3 separate regions of the Mus musculus genome follow, and all the other regions are linked to region 2. A link is a loop called in an ENCODE intact Hi-C map of the cell type or tissue named here. Cell type or tissue: heart. All regions are shown on one strand. Region 1 has its middle 20 kb from the start of A230001M10Rik. Region 2 has its middle 4.4 kb from the start of Casq2. Region 3 overlaps Vangl1 (VANGL planar cell polarity 1).

What was found. Peaks named below come from ENCODE experiments on the same cell type or tissue, not always from the same donor. Only the 100,000 strongest peaks of a DNase experiment are listed, where the experiment ranks them.
Region 1: it touches region 2 in a loop (5-fold over the local background); 21 of 42 quality-filtered maps call a loop at or near these places.
Region 3: it touches region 2 in a loop (2.6-fold over the local background); 3 of 42 quality-filtered maps call a loop at or near these places.

What each region holds. Positions count from the first base shown.
Region 1 is chr3:102,241,629-102,244,128 of GRCm38, reverse strand. No RefSeq gene overlaps it. Among named protein-coding and RNA genes, the nearest start is that of A230001M10Rik, 20 kb to the left of the region's middle. In heart, a CTCF peak has its summit at 992 (motif pointing right); a DNase peak (open chromatin) is centred at 1,078.
Region 2 is chr3:102,080,807-102,083,306 of GRCm38, reverse strand. No RefSeq gene overlaps it. Among named protein-coding and RNA genes, the nearest start is that of Casq2, 4.4 kb to the left of the region's middle. In heart, a CTCF peak has its summit at 1,260; a DNase peak (open chromatin) is centred at 1,236; H3K27ac peaks cover 1,243 bases.
Region 3 is chr3:102,168,036-102,170,535 of GRCm38, reverse strand. The region is part of intron 4 of Vangl1 (VANGL planar cell polarity 1); the gene reads left to right. Among named protein-coding and RNA genes, the nearest start is that of Gm16160, 35 kb to the left of the region's middle. In heart, no CTCF peak of the experiment used is centred here; a DNase peak (open chromatin) is centred at 1,165; H3K4me3 peaks cover 296 bases; H3K27ac peaks cover 2,176 bases.

The DNA of each region.
Region 1 (2,500 bases), 160 kb before region 2:
AAACAAACAAGAAAACAAACAAAAAGACATAATTTAAATGAAAGACAAATATACAAACCAAAAAAACCAATGGTTTGTTGAAAACGTGAATGCTTTAGAAAAACCTGTGATGAAATGAAGAAAAAAGACACACACTCCAAAGGGGTAGTAAAGAGAGAAAGAAAAGATTATAGTAACGATTTTAAAGCTAGAAATCAAATATCTGAGGTAAATTTTATTTGGCCATGTTGAAAACCTTGGTAAAAATGGTGGATCTTAGCTATGACTTTAATACTGACTCAAGCAAGAGGAAGCTGGAGTAAGGTGGAGTCAAGACTTCTGACTCCTACGGGATGATGGTAGCCATCCAAAGCTACATCTCCATGGACGTGCTCCCAAAGCTACACAGGACAACAGAACACACAGAACTGCTCTTCTGTCACACCAACACGGGAACCAATCTGCATACAGATGAGGAGTAAATCTGTTCAAGGAACAGTCACCTGATGAACCTTTTCTTCAGCAGAGGAGCCAGGTATGAAGCAAGAGTTTTGTGCAAGAGTTTGTGCTACGGTGAGACCCATTCAGTTACAGAGAATAAATAACGTCCACCCGTCAGCTGTGGAGGTGAACACTTGGAATCCCAGAATTCGGGAGGTGGAGGAAGGAGGATTAGGCATTCAAGGGTTTGGGGCTAGCCTGGGCTACCTAAGATCCTGTGTCAAAATAAATAGATATAATAAATTCTCTCTATTAGAATGTGCACGCACTATCAGAATAAGAGCTTTCTACCCAGAGAGGGAGATACTGGTACTAATCTCACAATTAAGTCAGTATCTGAAGAAAATAGAGAGCCTTCAAAAGTATGTGAGCCTAAGGGACCACAGGAAGAAAGGAGAAAGGGGTTGCTTGGAAAGGGGTGGAGTTCCTTAGAGGCTTGCTACCTTGGGATTATCTGTCCTTGGAAACACTGAAAACAGTCACCCTTCATTAAAGAAATTGAATTTCATCGTACCAACAGCAGAGGGTACTATTGACTTAAGAAACTCCATACACGGCCATTTCAGCTGGCATCAGCTCTTGCCTGCAGACTTCATGAGAGATGAGGGAACAGGGCAGAAACCACTAGTGAATGGTACATCTGATTACTGCTGCAGGCAACAAGAGTTCCGACTCTCTGCGAACCCTCAGTGGAACCAGGGAACACGCACAGCTGTCTGCTTACAAGTAGAAGCAGAAAAGATACATTCACACTGATGTCATCCCCACTGATTCCCATGCAACCAGGAAGTCTGCTTCTGGGAGATCTCACTTTTGAGAAAGACCTTGCCTCGAAGCCTGAAGGAGTACTCTTGCCATCCAGCTACCAGCTGCAGTGGCTTGGCTACCTTCTTTCTCTGAGTCAGTTGTACTCCTCTGAGGCAGCAGCTGTCTGTGAGGGAATGTGGCAGGGTCCTGGGGTTTTGCTATTCTGGCCCAGTGTGTGCCAACTTTGTCTCAGTGTTCTCTGCCAACTAAAACTTGAAGGATCCACCTCATCATTTGGGGATCTCCCTGTCCATCCCCAGTTCCGTTGCACAGGTGTCTGATCTGCACTGCCTTAAGGCTTTTCCTACCCAGTTCTGTTTTTCACAGGAGCTATACCCAACCTAACACCTTTCACTCCCAATTCCATCTGTTACCTAGAGCACTGACTGGGCTGATACAATCAAGAGCTTCTGCTCCCTAGACTTCCAGGTTTGCCTAGGATTCAGAATAGCCAAGGGGACTCATATAGGCACACCACATGGCAGAATTGTAGAAATCCTATGAAAGAGATACTCCAGATAGAGATGCAGAACTAGGCATTGCAATGCAGCAGTAGGTACCAGTTGCTGTCAGTTCATTATCTCATGTTTAGTTGATTGCCCCAGCAGAGAAGCTGAGGTCCTGGGAAGATGTTAAAGCTGGACATTAGAAATGACTGATACAACCAACTTCCCTTTGCACCATCCACATTCATGCCTAACCCTGAGTCCCATAGTTTAGGAGCCTCGTGTGTAGCCATATTTAACAGACAAGATGTCACAAATAAATTAGGTGGATGGCTGCCTCTGGTGCTTACTGACTTATTCTTCATGGCTTGCTCAGCCTGCTTTCTTAGGCACCCCAAGACCAGTTGCCCTTAGATAGTACTACCAAATGGGCTGAGTCCCCCCACACACACATCAATCATTAATTAAGAAAATGGTCCACAGGCTTGCCTAAAAGCCAGACTTGCAGGGGCATTTTCCATTTTCTCAGTTGTAATTCCCTCTTCTCAGATAACTCTACTTTGAGTCAAGTTCAAAACAAAACAAAAGACAAAGGTTCTCAATTTCTCTCCACCTTTCCTGTAGCAGTATTAAAATTCAAAAGGAAGAAAACTTAAGCACACAGGCCAGGAAATACTTGTGCATGTGTTGATTCATCTGTGAGATGAGCTGTCAGAACTAACTCTTCTTGGTAGTTAAGCTCCCCTCTGACATCGGGGCTTCAGCCT
Region 2 (2,500 bases):
CCCTTCCCACTTGTTCTGTCTTGAAAGGTGGCTAGATGATTCCAGGAACATGATTCTGGTTGATCTTCCCTATAATCCACCTCACGGGTAAACTGGGACTCAAAGCCAGGGTGTTTTCTTTACTGGTCAATTACACAGATTTTTCTGAAACATCTTCTATCGGCCTCCTTTTGGGTATAGGGAATAGACACACTGTAGACCTGGATTCATGAATTTATATCTTGATGAGGAGAGCACTCACATCATACACTATGTCACAAGGAAATATGCCCCCAAGAACAGTCAAGAAAGACAGAAGAATCATGATGGCCATGGGCTAGTTGATGCAAGAAAGAAGTTGAGGGAGGAGAGGCAGGGGGATCATCGCAGCTTCAAGAGCAACCTGGTCTATATGATGAACTCTATGCCATTGATCGAGACGTGAGACCTGTTCTCAAAAGAAGAAGGAGGAGGAGAAGAGGAAGAAGAAGAGGCCTATGGTCACTTGTCCTCAACAGGCCAATTAAGGAGACAATAGTGAAAAGCGGAGAAAGGAGATTTACTCTATATGGCCACACCAGAAGAGAAGCTAGTAAGTGGGTCCAGGCACTGTCTCGTGCATCCCTGGGGCTCTGGCCTGAGATGTAGGTTTAAAGGGAGGCCAAGAGCTGTGTGTGACTAAGCAGTCCTAGTCAAGGTAGAGAGGTCCCGGCTGACACTGAACCACCATGGTCTGTCTCCAGTCTCAGAATGGTGTGAACTCCTGAGAGATAAGTCTCCCCTCAGACAACCTTAACCTTGTCCCTCCAACCCCCAGCACTCGATTGCCGTGGAAATTCCAGTTTCTTGGTAGCCAAACGATGGAAGGGACATGGGTGTCTCCCTAGACTTCCTTCCTGCAAGGACAGTTACATACTGAGAACAGACATTTGTCCTGTACACACACACATTCTCATCTACTTTTAAAGGTCATACCTACATGCAAAGGCGAAGGTCCCCTCTCTTTTTACTCGTCCTTAGCACTCAGATTTCCATGTGACAAACAGAGTCAGATTTGAGCCCTTTCCTGGTTTTCAAATTTTCTCCTTGGTTCTGAGTTCCACCAGGATGACAGGCCTGGGGCCTCTCCTGGGCTGGACTGGGCTTTAGGAAGAGAGGCCTGCATTCCCTTCAGAGGAGGTTCTTTGAGGGGGCCAGACTCAGGACAGGCCCAAGCCTGCCTCTCTCCTACACTGACTGCCTCCACAGCACTCTTCTTTGACTAAAATACTCCACCCAGTGGACAAGCCGAATATGGCATCTTTCTCTGTGTAAGCCTTTGAACCCCCTGTCCTGCCCTGGCTTTGCTGTGGTAGCTGCTGTCCTAGGGGAGAGCTGCAGATCCCCACACAGCATGGCTTACCCAGCACAGGTGTGGTAGCTGCCCGGAGGCTATGTTTCCTCAGAGCGCTGAATGTCAGGTGCCCCTTAGCAGCCTTTCGACCTCCCCAGCATCTGGAAACTTCCGAATGGAATCAAATACAGAGAGAGCCACGTTAGTCTGACAACAAGCCCTAAGGCTCCACTAGCATGATCCCAATGCAGCTTTTAACAAATGTTACTTCCTTGGGGAGGGTGTTGGTCTAGACTGGGCCTCCCATTCGCTTCCTGATACGCGGCACTTCTCCTTGGAAACATCCCTCCCACCGGGGTTCCTAGCCTCTTAGATAGGCCTGAGGTTACTGGATCAGGGAACCATCTGTTACCAGCATTCATGAGCATGGTTCCAGAGCAGAGCTCGGTAACAATATATTAAGTAGCATTGTGGAGTTACTTTGTGCCTGGCCTGTTCAAAAGCACTGCAAATGTATTCCTTTTAGCATCTCTATGAAGCTGGTCATTTTACTCCTCCCAGTTAACAGATGGGCAAGCTGAGGGACAGAGAGATTTAGTATATTTTTGAGGCCGTGTAGCTAGTACTGGCAGAGCCCAGATTTGAACCCAGCTGAGGAACTCTTATCCCTGTCCTCCACCATCTTTCTCTGAGGTCTTGTGTCCCTCACACAAGCCTAGAATTGCTACAAAGCTACAACTGGCTGCCCACATGGAGATTGATCCATGACTCTGGCTTTTTATACTCAACCAAATAAACTCTCTTCGTTGAGAGTTCAGGAAGGAGGAAGACGCTGTTACACTTAGAGTTATGGCTCTGATGAAACATCAAGACCAAAAGCAGTTTAGAGAGGAAAGTGTTTATATCAGTTATTCTTCCTTAGTGTAGTTCATCACTGATGTCAGTCAGGGCAGAAACTCAAACAGGACAGGAACCGAGAGGGGGAGCTGATGCAGAGGCCATGGAGGGGTGCTGCTTACTTGCTTGCTCCTCACGGCTTGCTCAGCCAGGCTTCTTATAGAACCCTGGACTAACAGGCCAGAAATGGCACCACCCACAATAGGTTGCAGGTCGGATGGGGGATCCCACATAAGGAACTAAGAAAATGCCCTAAATATTTGCTTACAGCCTGATATTCTGTAGGCATTT
Region 3 (2,500 bases), 87 kb before region 2:
CACTTCTGGGACCATGATGGGCTTGTCTCCACAGCCTGCACCCAGGACTCCTGCGTGAAGGTGGCTGGCCTGCTCACTGCCTCTCCTCTCTGGCTCCAGTGCTGGTATGATGCCAAGCTCCCCGCCAGTTTGACTTTCCTTGCCCCTGTCTTTCCTCAGAGATGATCTTGTCTAGGAATCAGGATGAGTTTAAAGATTTGCTTTCAACCATCTCTCAGCCCCCCCCCCCCCCCCGCCTTTGCCTCTAATGGCTTCATGAAATTCTTCTTAGTCTTAAACCTTAAGATCTTAATGTTAAACCTATGGGAATCCTAAGGTTTTATAAACAGACAATTTGAGCCAACAAGTGTTACATATGGAGGAAATACAGGAGGCCTTGCTTGTGTGAGAGGGACTTGTGTAAGAAGTTAAAGAGGCAGGGGTTGCATATCTAACTCCTTGTAGGAGACACTACTGGTCTGTGTTATGCTGGGTGCTCTGAGTGTAGGGACAGACTTTAGGGTCTAGGGAGTGTGAAAGGCTTACTGATAGAGGCCTGTGTGGTACCACAGTTGGAGGATACAGAGGATCCAAGGCAAGGAAGGTGTCTGAGCACGGACACTGGCTGGAGGAAGGGATGCACTGTAAGTCCTGGGCTTGTGGGTCTATGACTTAGCCTGCACCTAAACCCCTGAAATGACTTTGCTTGCTAAGAGCAAGGGAGAATGTGGAAAATGACATCAACCAGGGAGTTCTGAGTGCTTAGATTGTTCCTGTAGCCTGGAGCAGAACATGGGCACTGGGAACGTCTGCCTGCTGTTTGCACCCGTGACTTATGGCTGTTATGTACAAAGCACAGCTCAGCCATGAACACAAGGAATCACCATCCTGTATCTTGGCAAGACTTCAGGCATGCAGTACATAGTTTGCTCTGTAAAAAAGATGAAGCACTGTGATGTTGGATTTTAGCTCAAACGACTGCAACCTTTTAAAGTTGGGCACATTGGTTGTGTGTTGTCTTAGTTCTGTGGAAAGTCTCCTTCCCTCGTATTGTTAGATGTGCTGAGTGCCAGACAAATGGTTCTCTGTAGGCGAGAGTGTGCACAGCTCTTGGAGGCATTTATAAACTTGGCGCGAGTACTTCAGCTCCTGCATTAGCTTGTCAGCCTGGGCATCCGGCCAGGACCGTGCCTGGCTCTGAGTCACGCTGGAGCTCTGTGCGATGATGGGGTTGGAGAAGGCGCAGGATGCCTGCTCTTCTCTTCTGTGCTTCTTGGGAGATGGGCTTCTCTGGCCTTGGCAAGGTTGAGGCCCTGCATGAAGCCCCGGGGCTCTGTCCTTGGGCATCAGCCCTATCTGTGGGAAGTTCTTAGGGGATGCATAGAGTTTTGCTCCAACATTGGCAGCTGCGGGCCTTACCTCAACCGTGTCTTAGGCCATGCTAAGGTGGCAGGGTTGGAGCTCTGAAGAGGGAGACAAGGACAGAAGGCACTTATAGAGATGGCACATGTGGGATGAAGGCACTGGACTGAGCCGATGGAATTCTCTGGGCTCCTCCTTGTGACCTGGATGAAAAACAAAACCCAGCAGTCACCACAAGGCTTGCTTTGGAGGTGGGCCTGAGGCTAACTTCCGAAACTACCTTTAAACTCTGGACTTTTTTAAAGGGGGATTTATTTACTTGCTTATTTATAATGTGTATATACCTGCAGAGTTTGTGTGCACCACACTCATGCAGACCACAGAAGCCAGAAAAGTATATTGCATCCCCTGTTATATGTGGTTATAAGCCATATAGGTGCTGGGAACTGAACCTGAGCTTCTACAAGAGCAGCCAATGCTTAATGGCTAAGCCATCTCTCAATTTCTCCCTACCAGTTCTTAACTTTTGGTGACGAACTTTTTTTTTTTTTTTTTAATATTCTAATCTGAGCACCTAGAGAAATTCTTCTGCTGGTATAAAAGCACGGGATGAACTAGTTTGAACCAGTGTGTCTGTGTATAACCAAGCTTATTTTCATCCTTAGGGTTTTCAAACATAGCAATGTGCAAGGGTGCATGTGTGTGATAGGGACGGGTACACTTTTGGATGCATTGGAAGTGAAGGAACACTTGTTCCTCTTTGGGGAAGGTCATAGCAGAGGAGGAGGAGGAAATTGAAAACACAATGGGCAGAACTCCGAACAACAGTAAGATCAAAATGAAGCCCTTCACCTCAAGGACCGCCTTAGTCTTGCACTCCATGCTGACCTAATGACTGCTCGGTTCCTACATAGTGCAGAGGTGAATACTCTGCCATTGGAGACTCATCCTCAGTCCTGTGTTCAATTCTTAAAGCGGAGCGCAAAGGGAGTCTTGGAGTGGGGGTAGTCGGGGCTTCAGCGGTCTGGCTAAGGGTTGCTCAGTCAGTAGGGGGTAGAGAGCCCTGGGATGCCGCATAGCCCTCCAGGAATCCAAGGCAGTCCCTGTCCTGGCATTCAGGCCATTGTAAATAATCCTTATAAGCCCATTATCTTAGCAG